Linked DNA regions of Homo sapiens: region 1 is linked to region 2. The links are chromatin contacts, found by Hi-C in ENCODE. All regions are on one chromosome and are shown on one strand. The core of a region is the stretch at or near the end of the contact, and the rest is flanking DNA. Distances in the headings are between cores, read along the strand shown.

The links. A loop is a pair of places that touch in the nucleus more often than their neighbours do. Pooled maps may share reads with other maps.
Region 1: a loop to region 2 is called in a map of naive thymus-derived CD4-positive, alpha-beta T cell, with 9 times the contacts of the local background. The contact joins the promoter of MRPL55 here to the promoter of AIDA in region 2. A Hi-C loop is called at or near these places in 2 of 168 maps with a recorded cell type or tissue (naive thymus-derived CD4-positive, alpha-beta T cell and vagina) and 3 of 50 pooled maps.

The regions. Positions count from the first base shown.
Region 1 is chr1:228,108,029-228,113,375 of GRCh38, forward strand. MRPL55 (mitochondrial ribosomal protein L55) reads right to left here and starts at 1,271. Exons shown (of 5, transcript NM_181463.3): 1 at 1,121-1,271; 2 at 927-993; 3 at 207-290. The coding sequence starts at 232. RefSeq lists enhancers at 1-204, 205-918, 1,187-1,356 and a silencer at 1,627-1,716.
Region 2 is chr1:222,709,117-222,714,888 of GRCh38, forward strand. AIDA (axin interactor, dorsalization associated) reads right to left here and starts at 3,375. Exons shown (of 10, transcript NM_022831.4): 1 at 3,092-3,375. The coding sequence starts at 3,201. It overlaps BROX (BRO1 domain and CAAX motif containing), which reads left to right and starts at 3,448. Exons shown (of 13, transcript NM_144695.4): 1 at 3,448-3,826. RefSeq lists enhancers at 3,143-4,057, 4,426-4,645 and a silencer at 3,256-3,475.

The DNA.
Region 1 (5,347 bases), core at 21-2,520, 5.4 Mb after region 2:
GCCACAGGCTGTGGTCAGAGGCGTTCTGGCCCCCTAGCCAGGAAGAGGCTGCCAGGCTGAGCAAGGGCACAAAGCTTCCAGCACAGGGGACAGTGGACAATAGCAAGGACTAGGGAGGATTAGAATGGCGGTTTCCTGCTGAAGAGAGGGGTTCCCTGGGGTGGCCCCTGACAGTAATCCCCAGGGACCTAAAAGTCCATGCTTACCCAAGCAGGCTGCCCACGGCCGCCATTCCTCCTTACAGCCCCAGTGGCACGTGGAGGTGGTCAGTACAGGCCCTGGCGTGCAACCTGCTAGGCAGAGAATGAAGAGATCTTTTTTAAAAGGAAGGTTCTTCCACCTAATGGTTTCTTATCAAATCCCAGCCCAGGATGCTTCCAAGACACATGTAATCACCACGCCACTCACCAACCTCTCCCAGCAACCCTTGGACTTCTCAGAACCGCCTGTAGAGGTTTTTCCAAAAGCAGAAGTTGGTCACTACTCCCAAAGATTCTGAGTCAGCCTGCGGCAGGGCCCAGGCTGTCTGTTCTGGCCGTTACCGAGTCTGCGAAACCTCTCTGAATGGACTGCAGCCTCAAAAGTGGAGCTGAGGTCATGCCTTGCTTTCTAAGGTCATTGCTAGTTTTAATAAAAACTCAGTGAAGTGAGGATTGTCATGCTTGCTTAAAGGAGAATGGAGGCCCAGGGCTGCTTTGCTGTGACCTGGATTCCCATGGGAGTCTGTGCTGAGGTGTGCGAAGTAAAAGCCCAGTTTTCAATACTCAGATTCCAGGAGATGAGGCTGCACAGAGGCCGAGCGCCCAGCTTCCTCTGGCGTACCCCTGTCTCTCACCAAGGAAGGGACCTGAAGACAGGTCCGGCTGCCTCTAAAATGGAAATCCTGCTACGTGTCCTATGCCCACATCCCTCTCCCTCGGCCTCACCAGCACAGGAGCCTGGGGCTGGTCCAGGAGGGTCTTCGGGGAAAGCTCCCTCTCCTTTCCTGCTAGACTGCATGGGGACAAGGGCTTATCACAGGTGCAGCCCCCTGTCCCCTTCCCTGCCTCCCTCCCTCCCGACTCCACCGGGAGGGTACAGCGCCTCCCGCCTCTGTTCCCGGCCCACACGAGGCGCCAACCTGCGGCCGCCACAGTCGCTGCGGAGGGGTCTGAGGACAGGCGGTCCTGACTCCCGCTGCCCGGTGGAACTAAGACCAGGGACGAGGCCACGCAGGAGATCAAGGTACTCACTGCGTTGGGTGCTGCTGCGCTGCAGCCCACGACGTCACTGGCAGGCGCTGCGTCGCGCGGTATGACGTGTTCCATGGCAGGGAGAGGCAAGAGTGGGCGGTGAGACACGAAGATATACGCCCCTGTTGGGCGGGGCCGGCGCGGCGTGATGTAATCTCGGGGGCGGGACGAAGCCTAGGTGGGCGGGGCCTGCGGGGGCGCTGTGGCGGTACAAGAACCCAGGCGGGGCCGGCGAGCAGGTGACCTCCGTCCCTACCGGGAGGACCAGGGCGGGCCGGCGAGGTCGAGGGGGACCCGCGGGTCTGAGGGAGGACGGAGTGGGGGAGTGCTGAGGGAGGACCCGGGGTGGGGAGCTGAGGGAGGATCCGCAGGGCTGAGGGAGGATCCAGGAGAGCTGATAGAGGTCCCGGAGGGCTGAGGGAGGACCCAGGGGTCCTGAGGGAGGACGCAGGGGGCTGAGGGAAGACGCAGGGGGGCTGAGGGAGGATCCTCGGAGCTGAAGGGGCATCAGCTGGGCTGAGGGAGGACCCAGGGGGACTGCGGGAGCACCCGGGCGGGGGCTGAGGGAAGGAGGATCCGCGGGGCTGAGTGGGCACCAGCTGGGCTGAGGGAGGATCCAGGGGGAGCTGCGGAAGGATCTGCGGGGCTGAGAGAGGATCTAGAAGGGGTGAGAGAGGTCCCAGGAGGCTAAGGGGGGAATCTGCAGAACTGAGGGAGGTCCCAGGGGGCAGTGAGGGAGGATCCATGGGCGCTGAGGTGGGAATCTAGGGAGGCTGAGGGAGGATCTGTGGGGATGACGGAAGTTCAAGGGGGGCTGAAGAGGCACGCAGCGGGCTGAGGAGGACCTGAGAGGCTGAAGGAGGATCCGAAAGGCTGATACAGCGGGGCTGAGGGGGGATCCGCGGGGTTGGCGGGGGCTGAGAAATGACCCTGTAGTTCACAGCAAAATGGAGTAATTTATGTCACAACGTAACCAAAATGGAGTGGGGAGGGCCCTAAGGAAGCAGCTGTCACGCATTTCTGAAATGCCAGAGAGGCTCGCTATTACCTTGTAAACAGAGCTTATTCCGGGCATTTCCACTGGCCTGCAGTATTCCAGATGAGATGTTTGGACCAGGGCAGGCAGATAGCATCGCCTATCTGCCTCAGCGAACCAGGGTCACTTTGTGCAATGAGTTCATGAGACCAGGGCCTTTGTTTTGTGAAAGTTACAAATAAGGAGTGAAATCACTTTGTCAGGCCCAGACAAACAGGGCTGGGAAGAACAGGAGGCTCAGGCTTAGTGTCTGAGATAAGAATTATTCGCAAGGACTTTCTAAAAACCCCACAAGAAACCCTTTTGTGTCATTCACGGGTCTCCTACTTTGACAAAATTTAGACCATCTTTAGGACTGCAGTAATTCAGTTAAGATGCTCGGAATAAACACTTGCCCAGTAATGGCAGCGCCACCAATGAACTGAGGACAACTTTGAGCTTTGGCGTTGGGCCCCTGGAACCAATGAACTCTTTCTAAGCAGCTTCTGTGAACCGCTCCCTTTTCGCTGATAAAAGTTCCCTTTTCACTGATAAAAAGTTCCCTTTACCCTTCCCTCACTGGGAATGCTGGTGGCTTGCTGCTGTTGATGAAAAGAGTCAAACTTTGTAAAATATTTTAAGAGATATATTCTGAGCCAAATATGAGTAACCATGGCCTGTGACACAGCCCTCAGGACAGAGGTCCTGAGAACATGTTCCCAAGGTGGTTGGGGTGCAGCTTGGTTTTATACATTTTAGGGAGGCATGAGACATCAATCAAATACATTTAAAACCTACATTGGTTTGGTTCAGAAAGGCAGGACAACTCGAAGCAGGGGTCAAGGGTGCTGGCTTCCAGCTTATAGGTAGATTGAAAAATTTTCTGTTTGACAATTGGTTGAATTTACCTGAAGACCTGGGATTAACAGAAAGGAATGTCTGGGTTAAGATAAAAGATTGTGGGTGGGGTGCAGTGGCTCACACCTGTAATCCCAGCACTTTGGGAGGCTAAGGCAGGCGGATCACGAGGTCAGGAGTTCGAGACCAGCCTGACCAACATGGTGAAACCTCCTCTCTACTAAAAATACAAAAATTAGCTGGGCGTGGTGGTGTGTGCCTGTAATCCCAGTTACTCAGGAGGCTGAGGCAGAAGAATCACTTCAGCCCAGGAGGCGGAGGTTGAAGTGAGCCGAGATTGCGCCACTGCACTCCAGCTTAGGCAATAGAGTGAGACTCCATCTAAAAAAAAAAAAAAAGGAAAGAAAAAAAAATATATATATATATGATTGTGGAGACCAAAGTTCTTATTTGCAGATGAAGCCTTCAGGTATTAGGCTTCAGAGAGAATAGGTTGTAAAATGTTTATCGGACTTAAAGTCTATGTTGATGTTAATGCCAGAGAGGTATAATGAGGCATGTCTGACCCCCACTTCTTATGGCCTGAACCAGTCTTTGAGGTTAAATTTTAAGAGTTCCAGGCCAGGCACAGTGGCTGACACCTGTAATCCCAACACTTTGGGAGGCAGAGGTGGGCGAATCACTTCAGGTCAGGAGTTCGAGACCAGCCTGGCCAACATGGTGAAACCCGGTCTCCACTAAAAAATATACAAAAATTAGCCAGGCATGGTGGTGCGCACCTGTAATCCCAGCTACTCAGGAGGCTGAGGCAGGAGAATCACTTGAACCTGGGAGGCAGAGGTTGCAGTGAGCAGAGATCGCACCACTGCACTCCAGCCTGGGTGACAGAGCAAGACTCCGTCAAAAAAAAAAAATTTTTTTTAAGAGTTCCCTGGCCGAGGAGGAAGTCCATTTAGATGGCTGGGGAGCCTTATAAATTTATTTTTTATTTTTGGTTTACACTTGATAAAAACTTCAGCCGAATTAAATTTAAAGTTTAATTGAGCAATGAATGATTCACGAATCACGCAGCCCCCAGAATCACAGCAGATTCACAGAGACTCCAGCACAGCCACGTGGTGGAAGATTCGTAGACAAAAAAAGGTAAATGATGTACAGAAATTGAAAGTAAAGTACAAAACAGCTGGATTGGTTTCAGGTTGGTGTTTGCCGTATTTGAACACAGTTTGAACGCTCAGCAGTATATGAATAGTTGAAGTGCAGCCTCTGGGATTGGCCAAGACGCAGCTATTGTTACAGTTGCATACTCCTGTTAGGTTTTCAATCTATCTACCTATTAAGCTAGGTTGCAGTTCATCCACAAGGACTCAAATATAAAAATATGAAGTCCTTCTCAGGCCATATTTAGTTTGCTTCAGCAACTACCCTCTTTTGGTCATTTTCTCAATTTTGAGAGATTGACCAAAACTTTAGTTGTTGTCACTATCACCATAGTAAATGTACTTATTTGCTCCTGAAATCCAGTGGGAAACAGTAGAACAATGAGTTTTCCAAAGGTAGGAACAAAGACTGAGTAGAGGGTACCTCTTTATGCTGGAACATCCTGTTTACAGGAGAAAAAACCTGGTCTGTTCTAGGATTTATATGTATCCTTAGTTTGATTATGTCACATTTAGCATGAGTGACTCCATTTTAGTTTGGTTTGTCCTGTTGGGACCTAGTGCATGAGCTTAGTCCAAAACAATGGCCTCCCATAATTGTGTTTTTTAAAAAATTCCCCCTTTTTGGTCAGGTTCTTACTTAGGTGAGAGTGTGACCAAAACTTGGGGCCTTAGCACCACTCTCTGTTACCATCATTTTGTGTTTCTGGTGTCAGCACATCGTTCATAGGTTATGGTATCCTCATGGTCACATATTTCTTTCAGCTCTTTCATTCCAGTTGAAGAGAGACCATTTGACGTTCTAGAGATAGCTGTGTGCAATCATTTAAAATCTTTGAGAGAATACAGTGCACCAGGGAGACTATTATTATGCCTATTGGGAGCATAATACCAAGAGTTTGGAGTATGCTCCTTACCCAGGGTCCCCATAAACCAAACCACCTAAAATTAAATAGATTAAAGAATGAGTGAGATGAAGGGTCTACTTGCTTGACTAAGTGATCTTTTCATTAATCTTCTACAACTGAATTTTTATAATCTACATTTAATGTATTCCTCCATAGGCCACAGCTGCCAGCAGC
Region 2 (5,772 bases), core at 2,125-4,624:
ACAAAACAAATACAGAAAATGTATTTTCAACTGTAGCCGGGCACGGTGGCTCATGCCTGTAATCTCAACACTCTGGGAGGCTGAGGTGGGTGGATCACGAGGTCAAGAGTTCAAGACCAGCCTGGCCAAGATGGTGAAACCTGGTCTCTACTAAAAATACAAAAATTAGTTGGACGTGGTAGTGCGCGCCTGTAATCTCAGCTACTCAGGAGGCTGAGGCAGGAGAATTGCTTGAACCCGGGAGGCACAGGTTGCAGTGAGCCGAGATCGCGCCACTGCACTCCAGCCTGGGTGACAGAGCAAGACTCTGTCTCAGAAAAAACAAAACAAACAAAAAAAGAAAATATATTTTTGATTGTGGTAAGTACCATGGAAAAAAATGAAAAAAATGAAGCAGGATGGGGAGCAGGAGGTGTGAAACTGAGATAGAGGCAGTGGGGTTGGACAAGAGACTTTGCAATTTTAAACAGGGTGGCCAGAGACAGCCTCACTGAGGATATTTGAACAAAGACCTGAAGGAGGTGACAAAGTGACCCAAACAGATAATGGGGGGAAAAGTGCCCCAGAAAAAAAATACGAGAGCCCTAAGGCAGAACTATGTTCCAGGAAATAGCAAGGAATGTGGGAGCACTTACTCTTTTCATACTTCCGTAATTGCAACACCCAGTTACTCTAAAATCTTCCATTGGCTTCTCAGTGCTTTGAGGGCAGAAATCAAATTTTATTCATCTTTGTATCCCTAACCCTTAGTTGTTGAGTCATGAAATTGTTTAAGCTACAGTATTATTACATTATGAGAATACAGATATGCACTATCTCTCCCCCTACATCCCTCGCATAAAGCAGCTCCTGTGTGTTGTATGGCGATAAGATTGCTGCCTACCCAATTAGAAATCCCAACGATCCTAGACTCTTCCTCCTTCTACACCCTCGACATCCAGTCAGTAACTAAATCCTGTCAATTCTTGTTTACATCATTATAGTGGCCCCCAATTGGTCTATTTTGCTGCAGCCTTTCCTCCCAGATATTTCAAATGAAAAAGATAATTTGCATTCATTTCTGGATATATTAGGTAATTTTAAACTCTTGACCTCATTTTATATGTAGCCTACATGTTTACAGAATTTAAGCCAATCATTACATGTTTTCACTGAAATTTGACCCTGGCAGTTTTTATAATTTGAGGACTACTAGAATCATGAAGTTCAATGGTTAGTACTGAGGTCCAACAATGGATCTGCACATGCCTATCACCCTCACCTTCATGTTCCTAGAAATTCAAACTAAACAGCTTGCATATTCAATTTTCCTTTGTAATTTCAATTGGACATGGTATTCTTCACTTTCCATTGTGAAGTCGGCTGCCCAGTGTCAACAGCTGCTAGGTCTCACCACCTCACAAGTAAGAGATGGCTTTCTATTTCAAACTATGCAATATTAGTTAATATACAGAATGGGTATACATAGGTGCTTACTAATTGGCTACAGTATGGAAGGGTGTGTTCTCCAGTAATAAAGAAAATCTTATCATTTGTCTAATTCACTTACAGAATTACTCTCTCAGTACATCTTAAGCACTCTGTAGTAGAGACAGGATTTGGATTTTCTTTTTTAAATCCCAGATTTCAGTGGTATCAGCTTGTGACCTGAGTAATCTGTTTAACCTGAGCTTCAGTTTTCCTCATTTCGTAAAATGAGAATAATTATATTCTCACTGGGTTATTGCAAGAGCAAATGAAATCATGTGAAAGTGCAAAACAAATGCTAGTAGTTGTTACACATCGCAAAATGGCTCAGAGCACGGGTTTTTGTCAGAGCTTTTTGAAGCTACAGGCGATTCAAAGTCAGTACCTACACATTTAAATTATCTTAATAGATAAAAACAAATAACTATTGCGGGGAGACGATAAGAGTTTAGATCTTCCAAGTACCAAGCGTATATTCTTGCCAGAAATCGTTGTGTGTCGGGGGCGGATGGGGGGTGGGGGAGGCCGGGGGTATTCTACTCATACGTGGTTTCATACTCAGTGAAATCTCAAACAATAACTTGCTTTAAACAGAGAATAATTAATGGCGAGTTTGCAAACAATAGCATTTTGGCAGACAGTTCTTAAGTTCAGTAAAATGTGCAAAAACCTAAGCAAGGTTTTATGTGTATATAAATCTTGTCTTTTATTTTTTAAGACAACCCTGAAGTTTTCTGTGGAAACCAGAAAGGGCAAGAAATTGGTCTTAGGTTGCTCAAGGAAACTGGTACTCACTTGTACCCTGCGGCTATACATTATATACAGGAAAAGGAGGAGGGATCCAAGGAGGGCGTGGAGCTCCTGTGCGTGGTCCATTAATTCACATTTTGCTCTCTTCGGTTCACATCCTGCGCGGACTCCACCCAAGGCAACCGAGCGAGGGGGTGGGTGGGACTCACAGCCTACCAAATAACAGTCCCAGAAACCGAAACGAAATCGAGGTGGAATTCTGAAAACACGGCTCACCAGAAAGAGGGGTGGAGAAGGAGCGCGAGAGGAGACCCTTCTTTTGGCAGAAGAGGTATCCCTGGCCCTCGTTGCTTCCTGGGCTCCCCCCCATCCCCTCAATCGCAAACAGTTCCCTCCTTTCCTACGCATGGAAGAAGGAAGACACACACAGAGCAAGGCCACTCATCCTTGGAACGTGGGCGGAGAACACACAAGTATTCCTCAGAGAATTTCAAAAGGAAATCGAGGAAAAGCAACCTGGGAGAGGAGGAGGAAAGGAAACTGACTGCCAAGTGGGGGACCCGCGAGACGGTGGAAAGGAACTAAGCAGATAGCCTGCTGGGGCCTGCGCCCCAGGAAAGAAGGGCTACCTGTTGAATGGAACTGTCCCTGCGGAGGCGGAGAGGGAAGAAGGCGAGTCACCCCAGAGAGCGGAGCCGTTGTCCCTAGAGCAGCCTCGCTGGGGCTGGTGGCGAGGGATCTCAGCCCCAGTGCCTGCGGAGCCCCACCCTGAGAAGCCTTGGCTGCAGATACGGTGATGAGAGACACCGACAGAAACAAGGGAGAGGCGCACGACTGGAGCCGGTCTGGCCTGCTCCCGCGGTTAGTCACTCACATCTGATACTCGTCTATCGCCTCCACCAGCTGGCCCCAAGAGTCGAAGTCGGCGCCTCTCCTAAAACTGGCGCCCCAGCGCTGCAGCAGACTCCGGGTCACCTCCGACATGGCCGGTCCCCACCCCGTCCCCTCCCGCCCCTACCCCAGCAAGGCCGGGTTCTAGGGCGCCATCCTCCCCCGGCCTGGCCCCGACATTAACAGGGCCAGGAGGAACCGCTACGGCCACCACCGCCACCCGCCGAGGAGCCGCCCAAGCCCATTTGCCGCCACAGCCAAACTTTGCGGCTCCAAAGCGACCGCCCCGCCGAGACCCCGCCCCCGAGGCCCCGCCCCGGGTTAGGTTGAGGCCGCCCCACTGCGCCGAGGGCCGCCATCGCTATTGCGGCATTCTCCCTCGGCTCCGGAGGTAGGGGCAACTCTTCTCTTCCTGTCTGGGAAAAAGACCATAGCTCAAAAGGAAGGCCGAGGGAGAAGTTAGAAAGGGATGATGAACGAAGCGTTTTGAGGGGACTGCAACGCCGCGGCAATACCCGCCCCTGAGCTGCGCGCACTACCGCCTCGGTAGCTATCATGGCCGCCGGGTCACGTGACTCCGGCTTGGCGCCGTCCTGGTTTTCCGTCACCCTGGTTCTGTAGTCTCGGTTCTCCGACTCCCTCTTTTTCTCGCTTGTGGACTCCGATATATTGCCCTTCTTCCCTTAGAAGAACTGCTGAACCGACTCTGAGAAATTTGGTAAGTATGTCAGAGGATGGGTGTTTCTCAGTAATATCCCCCGCTACTTCCCCGGAGTCTCAAGCAATAGGATCACCCCCTTTTACATTAGTCTCCATAGACCCCTGGACAGTGGACCAAAAGTCTCCTTCTAGTGCCTTGAAACAAACGACAGAAAGAAAATCCATATTGGTCACCACAAATCAGTGGCATTAACAGCTAGATCCGCTGAATCCCCTTGCCCCGCATCTCCATTGGTCATTGGAGAGCTTATAATACAAGCTAAACTGGGGTTCGTTCGGCCGTTGTCTGGCCACCTCTCCCGGGTTGACAGTATCGGCTTTCCACAAAAATGCCTGTTTGGAAAGAGGGGAACTCAAGTGTTGGCGCGTGCGCACGGTCGCCGCCCGCTGCCTCGAACGGGACTGGGCACGGGAGGAAGAGGCTGGGTGGTAAACAGGAAGTGGGCGCTCAGAGCTCGGGGGCGGCGCTCAGGTAGGTTCCTCTGGGGACTCGGGGCTTCCGGGGTGGGGGTCCCTTGTTAGGAGCGGGAGTCCTCTTGTGGAAGTGTGTTAGCTTACAGCTTCGATCCGAATGTTGTATTGGTGGCTCTAAAGGCACCCTTGTCCCTGCGGGTGGGTGTGTCGTTCTTCTATCCCACCCTAGGAACTCCCGAAAACTGAAGACCGCCGGGTCGCAGAAGGGGAGAAGATGGGGCAGGGGCAGAAACCCTCTTCTTTCCTGAAGTAAAGATTCGCAAAACTTCAGACATTTTCATCCAGGAAGTAGGAGGCCGCATTAAAAGAAGTATTTGTGGAAGATTTCGCAGCCTCAAGTGCTGAGTGTGATATTATTTGTAGGCACATAGATGCTGTATTAGGCTATCGGAATTTATATGGAAGATGTGTAGAAGATGATATTTTCTGAAATAACTCGTTAAATGTTTTGAGTCCTAAATAAACCTGCTCAGTTTTTCGTTGGGTACACACTGTATTCTCTATTCATTAAGTATGTGGTGCTCCTCAAAACCAGCTTTGTCATGAATAAATAGCATAAAGGAAGCACTTAATGTAGGCATTTCATACACTGTACAGCCACCATTATTTTCTAATACTAGGAAAAGTCGATTGTCAGAATTTTTTAGTGCCTTCAAATTAAATGAACCTTATCAGAATTTTTTCTCAGTTACTTCCTGGAATCTAATTGCCATGTTTAGGTCTTCGCCTGGGCTTTCTCCTTATTATCTGCTGCACTACCTACCCAAGGACATTTAGACAAGACATGCTGCTTTTTTTTTTTTTTTTTTTTGAGACGGAGTCTCCCTCTGTCGCCCAGGCTGGAGTGCAGTGGTGCCATCTCGGCTCACTGCAAGCTCCGCCTCCTGGGTTCTCCTGCCTCAGCCTCCCAAGTAGCTGGGACTACAGGCGACCGCCACCATGCCCGGCTAATTTTTTTTTTGTACTTTTAGTAGAGTCACCGTGTTAGCCAGGATGGTCTCGATCTCCTGACCTTGTGATCTGCCCGCCTCGGCCTCCCAAAGTGCTGGGATTACAGGCGTGAGCCACCGCGCGTTTTTTTTTTTTTAAGTAGAAGGCATGGAACTTAATTTTTTTTTTAAGTTGGCATCTCACTTAGGTGGTGTTCCAAGTTTTTGTTTTTTGTTTTTTTTTTCCTTTTTCCTTTTTTGAGATAGGATCTTGCCCTGTCGCCCAGGCTGGAGTGCCATGGGGAGATCAGGGCTCACTGCAGCCTACGTCTCCTGGACTCAGGGGATCCTCCCTCCTCAGTCTTCCCAGTAGCTAGAACCACAGGCGTGGCTACCATCCCCGGCTGATTTTTGTAGAGACCGGGTCTCACCATGTTGCCCAAGCTAGTCTCAAATTCCTGAGCTCAAGCGATCCACCCACCTCGGCCTTCCAAACTGCTGAGATTACAGGCATGAGCCACCATGCCCAGCCCAATGTTTT